Linked DNA regions of Homo sapiens: region 1 is linked to region 2. Evidence: chromatin contacts called from ENCODE Hi-C data. All regions are on one chromosome and are shown on one strand. The core of a region is the stretch at or near the end of the contact, and the rest is flanking DNA. Distances in the headings are between cores, read along the strand shown. Region 1 holds the start of GK5 (glycerol kinase 5). Region 2 holds the start of U2SURP (U2 snRNP associated SURP domain containing).

Evidence for each region. Hi-C counts contacts between places; a loop is a spot of excess contacts on that map. Pooled maps may share reads with other maps.
Region 1: a map of naive thymus-derived CD4-positive, alpha-beta T cell shows a loop between it and region 2 (27-fold over the local background). The contact joins the promoter of GK5 here to the promoter of U2SURP in region 2. A Hi-C loop is called at or near these places in 1 of 168 maps with a recorded cell type or tissue (naive thymus-derived CD4-positive, alpha-beta T cell), 3 of 37 single-sample maps with no recorded cell type and 14 of 50 pooled maps.

The regions. Positions count from the first base shown.
Region 1 is chr3:142,223,637-142,226,916 of GRCh38, reverse strand. GK5 (glycerol kinase 5) reads left to right here and starts at 1,332. Exons shown (of 16, transcript NM_001039547.3): 1 at 1,332-1,608. The coding sequence starts at 1,462. RefSeq lists silencers at 1,149-1,388, 1,579-1,798.
Region 2 is chr3:143,000,244-143,003,607 of GRCh38, reverse strand. U2SURP (U2 snRNP associated SURP domain containing) reads right to left here and starts at 2,038. Exons shown (of 28, transcript NM_001080415.2): 1 at 1,935-2,038. The coding sequence starts at 1,979. PAQR9-AS1 (PAQR9 antisense RNA 1) reads right to left here. Exons shown (of 5, transcript NR_125393.1): 5 at 2,518-2,581. It overlaps LOC100289361 (a long non-coding RNA gene), which reads left to right and starts at 2,141. Exons shown (of 1, transcript NR_034032.1): 1 at 2,141-2,763. RefSeq lists enhancers at 1,677-2,326, 1,601-2,600.

The DNA of each region.
Region 1 (3,280 bases), core at 83-2,582, 780 kb after region 2:
TCAGGACCCTCCCCGGGAAAGCTCCAGGCCCAGGAACCTAAGCCGCAAGAATCTCGAAATTTCCACAGGACACCTTGTTCCTTTTGGCCAAGTGTCTGGATGAGCCCATCCCCTTGGGCAGCAACAAAAGGTAAAGGGTCTCTGTGAGGCTTTCAGATTCCAAAAAAAAGCAACCGCTGGAGTGGAGTGTGATGGTCAAAGCAGCCACCTTAAGCTTTCTCCTTTCTTTCCCACTAGAGGGCTGAGAAAAGTCTTCTTCCTTGCGTTGTATTTCATTTGGCAAATATTTACCGCTTTGTATTGTGTGCAAACTTTACCAGGTTTTCTGGGAAGAGAAGTCGTGGGGAGCTCTCAGTTTGTTAATAAATATTAATACTTTTGGCCAAATTTTGAATTTTTTATGTCACTTGTTTTATTTCATTTTTGAAAAACAGCACTTTATTTCATTTAACTCTAGCATATTCAATGGCTGTGCATTTAATAATACTGAAATAAAGTCGCACCCAAAATGTTAGCAAAAAAATGGAAACTATATATGGTAGTGACCTCTACAAATGTTTTAAGCTTGAAAAATTCTGCACGAACGCAGACACAGGTTAGTCTGCCAAAGTTACTCAGATAAAAATTTCTCCAACCCTCAAGTCATAATCATAGTTGAGAAATGAATAAATGTGCCTTATGGCACCTCCAAACTTTTTGAGATTTTTATATAAACTAGCCTATACTTCTCTCCTTACGATTAGCATATGGGGTAGCTATTTTTCTTTAACAGAGATTCTTCAAATGTAGCTAGGGTTAAGAGAAACGCTGGCGCTGCCTCTCAGGAAGCTGGAGAAGCAAAAGAAAAAATTAAGAGTTAAGGGCCGCCGGGCTCGGTGGCTCACGCCTGCAATCGCAGCAATTTGGGAAGCCGAGGCGAGCGGATCACGAGATCAGGAGATCGAGACCAGCCTGATCAACATGGTGAAACCCCTTCTCTACTAAAAATACAAAAATAGCCGGGCGTGGTGGAGCGCGCCTGTAATCCCAGCTACTCGGGAGGCTGAGGCAAGAGAATCGCTTGAACCCGGGAGGCGGAGGTTGCAGTGAGCCGAGATCGCGCCACCGCACTCCAGCCGGGGCGACAGAGTGAGACTCCGTCTCAAAAAGAAAAAAAACAAGAGTTAAGGGCCAAGTCAATCCAACCGCGGCCGGCGACTGGAGGCTGAGCATGGCTGGCGATCTGGGGCTGCAGATCACGGCGCAAACCCGCTCACCTCCACCCCTCCCGCGCGGCCGCCGGCGCGCGCCCGTGGCGTCACGGCGTCGGGGTGGAGCCGGCGGCAGGGGCCAGGCCTCTCTAGGCTCTCCGGCTGAGCCGGGTTGGGGCCCGGGTTGGGCCGCCCGGGGACTCTGGAGCATTGGGATTTGTAGCGCGCCCTCTGGGTAGGCGGCTGTAGCGGAGAGGCGTGCGGGATCGGGATGTCGGGGCTGCTCACGGACCCGGAGCAGAGAGCGCAGGAGCCGCGGTACCCCGGCTTCGTGCTGGGGCTGGATGTGGGCAGTTCTGTGATCCGCTGCCACGTCTATGACCGGGCGGCGCGGGTCTGCGGCTCCAGCGTGCAGAAGGTGACTTGGGGGCGGGCGTGGGGCGCGGGTCTGACTGGGTTTCGCTGAGTCCCGGGGTCCGGCCTCGGGAGGCGAGCGGGCAGGCCCCACCTACCGCCCTGGACGCGGCCACCTGCAGCACCCGCGGGCCCTGGGGCCAGAACGGCGCGCCCAGACCGGCTGAGTCTTCGCGTTCCCTCCCTCGTCTGGGCTGAATCCCGCGCGCCCTTCCTGTCCAGGCTGAGGGTGCCAGGGGCCCGGTGTATGACCTGGGCCGCTCGCTTGCCTCTTGCCACCTGGGGAGCCACCTGTCCGGCCTTACCTGGATGGGACTGAGGTGACTCGCCGGACGGGACTGGGCAGGCTGTGCACATCCAGCCAGAGGGTGGTTTGTGAGTTGCTTGGTTCTTCCTGCACTTCCCTGATAGATCTCCCACCACATCTTTATTTACATTTTAATTTTTCAAAACTTTTTTTCTTTTTTCTTTATTATAGCCTTTGGACTTGTGCCTCAATAACTTTTCATATCTTTGTAGAATTTAAGTTTATTCTCTATTCTTCACTTGTCATCTTTATTAACTACTACTCCACAAAATGCTGGTTCCTTACGTGAGCAACTGATTGCCGTGGATATTAGAGGTATTGGGCAAGTTTTGAAGGCTGTGTGGTCATCAGTTTTCTATTTTCCATCTTTGAGAATTCATAAAATTCTTTATTTCCCCTCGTTTGAGAGACCTGCCAAATCATTGGTTGGTTGTTAGTAAAGCCTTGAATTGTTGATAATATTGGTCAGCAACCAACAAATTGATATCCTTCTGTTCTCATATTAATGAAGTGTTGATTTATACACAATTGTCAATGCACCAAAAATAATATTTATTTGTTATGGTGTTCTTATTGTTGTTCCTTTTTTTCTTTTGAGACAGGGTCTCACTTTGTCACCCAGGCTGGAGTGCAGTGCTGTGATCTCGGCTCACTGCAGCTTTGACCTCCTGGGCTCAAGTGATCCTTCCACCTCAGCCCCCCAAGTAGCTGGGACTACAGGCAAGGGGCCACCATGCCTGGCTAAATTTGTTTGTATTTTTTAATAGAGATGGGATTTTGCCATGTTGCCCAGGCTGGTCTGGAAATTCCTGGGCTCAAATAATTCACCCGCCTCGGCCTCCCTAAGTGCCAAGATTACAGGCGTGAGCCACTGCAGCCAGCCTGTTATGGTGTTCTTATTTTCTCTTCCCAGTACCAACATCTTTTTATGTTAGAAATTTGAGGGAGGGCCGGAGCCATCAGTTACCTAACCATTCCCAGCAGCACTGTATTCCCCCTTTTTCTCAGTGTCCCGTTCTTCTTCCCACCACCTTAGAGGTGTTTTTCTTTGTAGCACTTGCCCAGGAGCAAGGTCCAGCTAGAGTGCCAGTGAGTAGTGACTGCTTTGAGCATTTGTTCTGGGGAAACATCAGACTTCCTTCCATTAAGTTTTTCTTTTTTTTCTTTTTAGACGGAGTCTCGCTCTGTCACCCAGGCTGGAGTGCAATGGCATGATCTCGGCTCACTGCAACCTCTGCCTCCTAGGTTCAAGCAAGTCTCCTGCCTCAGCCTCCTGAGTAGCTGGGATTGCAGGCACCCGCCATCATGCCTGGCTAATTTTTGTATTTTTGTAGAGACAGGGTTTCGCCATGTTGGCCAGGCTGGTCTT
Region 2 (3,364 bases), core at 789-3,288:
CAGGATTAAAATTTATCCTGACATTTTGAAAGCTAAGAACTTTTGATTTCCTCTAAAAACAAAAAGAGGGGAAAGAAATTAAGATTTATTATGTACTTCATAGACATTATCTCATTTGATCCTTATATCAACCATGTAAAAAAAGAATTATATCTACATTACAAATGAGGGAATTGAGGCTCCAGAGTTTAAGCAATCTGCCTTATTATCGCAAATATAATTAATTACCAAGTCAGGATTTGAACCCAAATCTCTTGTTAACAAAATTCATAATCTTCCCACTACATTATGCAGCCTCCAAATTAGTTAAGATATTCTGATTCCTTTCACAGACATCAGTAAGAAATCTGCTAATAGCATCAAGAGATTATAATCTAAGGCAATATAAACAGAAAAGATTACTGGATAATCCAATAATTTATTTATTGAGAACAGCCATACATTCAGTCATGAGAAGCACTATTTTAGAAGGAAGCCTGAACACAGACATTGAAATGTTTTCAATGTATCCAAGACCTCAAGTAGGGAATACTTAAAATATTACTTTGAGAAGAAACAAAAATTGTGAGGCTTATGCACGACTTGTTATGAACGTAGCTAGCTTTAGTAATAGCTCCCTAACGGTATGTTCTTGTCAGGAGTCTGTTGAGAAGAGTTGGTAGAGCTCGCCCCCAAAGAGAGGGAGACGAGAAAATGTACTGAGGAGGGGGAAAAAAAACTGACACAATACCTTGTAAAGAAGCCGAAACTGGCCCCTCACCAAAGTTTCTATGTAACTAAACGATGTCTGTTAAGACCATTACTAATTATGAATTAATTATTTTGGTGTACATCGTTCACCAAATGGCATAAACAGTCGGATTAGAGAAAGCAAGTAGAAAACGAGTTATGATGTTTCTCAGAACTGTAAACGCAAGCTTCTCTCCTACCGTAAATTTAACTTTCTAATAGCCGATTTACAGTCACACACTCTTTAAGATTTAACAGTCCCTAGCACCTGAAAGTGTTACACAGCTTCTTGCATCAGCATCGGAAAGTTTAACTACCTCGTGGCAGTACCAATTACTTTTAATATATTCGAGACCAGAAACCCAAACCAAAAAACGATTAAATGTCCCGCCCAAGATGGCAACTAAGAACCCAACCGTACTAATGCTTAACTACTACCACAGCTCACTGGTTTCACAATACGTGCCCAGGGTTCCCTGTAAACACAAATGCAATTTACTAATCGTATGTAGCTTACAAGTCTACGGAGCTTCTCTTTTCACTGTTTCTTCAACATAAAGAAAGAGACCACGAGTCCTCTACCCTCAAAAGTGCTTTTTACTTCCCGTTAAGGTAAAGACCACGTGTAGACTGTACATTAACCTTGGCTATGCAGCACTGCAAAGGAGAGCTGCTCCCGCCTCTGCATTTCCCACTCCGTGTCTTTGCCCTAGTGGTCCTCCCCTCACAGCTGGCGACCCTAGAGGTTATTCATTCCTTGGAGGGAAACTGAGGGAGGCCGGAAGTGAGTGAGATCCAAAACCGAGAAAAAAGCAGCAGACATTTAAGCACCGGGAAGCGATTCCCGCCTCTCTCCCAGGCGCTGTCTGGCGGCCTCAGGGCGCAGGAAGCTGAGATACAGGAGAGCGTTTTCACTGCTTCAGACCTCAATCTGAATTCCTGATTTCACTCCAATGCCAAGCGCGGGCCGAAGCACTCACGCCTCCACCCACTGGGCACGCCAGTCTCGAGCTGAATCCCGGCTGGGACTATGGGGAGATACCAGGCCTCTCAACCTGCGCACAACGGTGCGGCGGCGCCCGGGCCTACCGTCGCGACTAGAATGCAGACCCCAATCCCAATCGCCTCTCACAGGCCAGAAGCGTCTGTGGGCCCCAAACGACAGTGGTAGATCCGCTGACTTACGAAATTTTGTCAGAAATTACCTTTGAACTGGCCTTCTGAGATCCGCCTGGCGTTTTGTCCGCCATCTTGAGCTTTGCCCCTCCTTCGGCGGCGGCAGCAGCACGGGCGAGTCGAGCACCGAAAGAGCGGATCTCAGTGAAGCCCGCCAGAGGCGCCTGCAAGGCTGAATAGTCGACTGTCGAGATAGCGACCTTAGGGGCAGCCGCTCACGTGACTTCCGGTGTCAGTAATTTCCTCAGCCGCGCTCACTCCGCTAGTTTTCCTGGGAGTCACGGTGCTTGGTCGCGTTATTGGGTCCGGGAATTCAGAGAATCAGGGCCAGCTGATACTTCACCCTCTTATCCCAACGCCAACCCTTGATAGATGCGAACCAGTCGTATTTCCTTTGTGGGAAAGGAGTCGCTTTTTAAAGACGTGCACTGGCCATCTAGGGAGGAGCTTTTACTTCAACTCAAAATAGGACTGGAGCTGACTGGTGACCTGGCGCTCGATGGACGGAAACGCTGTTCTTGCCGCTTCGGCAGCTCCCATACTGGTGGGAGAGGCAAACTTGCAGTCTGCTCATCTTAAGATGGTGAATGTTGAGATAGGGTTGCTCCCGAAAAGCCGAGAAGAGGAGCCGTTTGACCCAACTTGAGGGTGATCCGATAGACACTCTTTAGGGCGTCTGCAGAGTGGGTGCGCGTGGAGACAGTCAATAAGAGAAAATCGTAAATACAGATGGTATTCTAAATCTAGCATGCATGTAAAGTTGTGTGACATTTTAAAGATTACATTTTACACTTTAGTATTGTTTTCATTTTTAATCACATAAATGGGGGAACACCATATTAAACTTTTCTGAACTTAGTACTTTTTTAAAAAGTTCTTAATCAGGGCCTAGATTCAAAGACGGAAAGCTTGCTTGAGAAGGCCATGCCCGAATCAGGCCAGGCAAGGAAAGAAAGGACATTCCAGACAGAGGGAGTAATTGAGGTAAAAGCCTGTGGCATGAATCAGTACAGCCGATCGTGCAGGTCACCTAAAGCAGTCGTTTTATTAGACCAGGTGTGGGGAGGGACGTGGTTGGACAGGGGTGCGGGTGCAGGTTCACACAGCGCCCTGAGGTCACCATCGTGCTTAGGAGTTAGAATTCTGTTCTCAGAATGAAGATCGGCCTTTAACAAGGTTGAAATGGTCAGATTTTTATTTTAAAGTATTGCTCTGAGGACTAGGGTGGGAGTGGAGGGCGTTTGTGGACCTCTCCCTAAATCATTTATTCAAAATATTTTTGAGCCCCGTTTTGTGTGTAAAAGCCTGCCCAAAGTGTTGTAGGGCTTACAGAGACAGACAAACATGCACTGTCTTCATATGATTTAAAACTTAATGAGAAATGGAGGAGACAAGGAAACCGCAAACTGACACTATGCATAATTAAATTGATGCTGCAAGGAAGGATCAATAGCTGAGG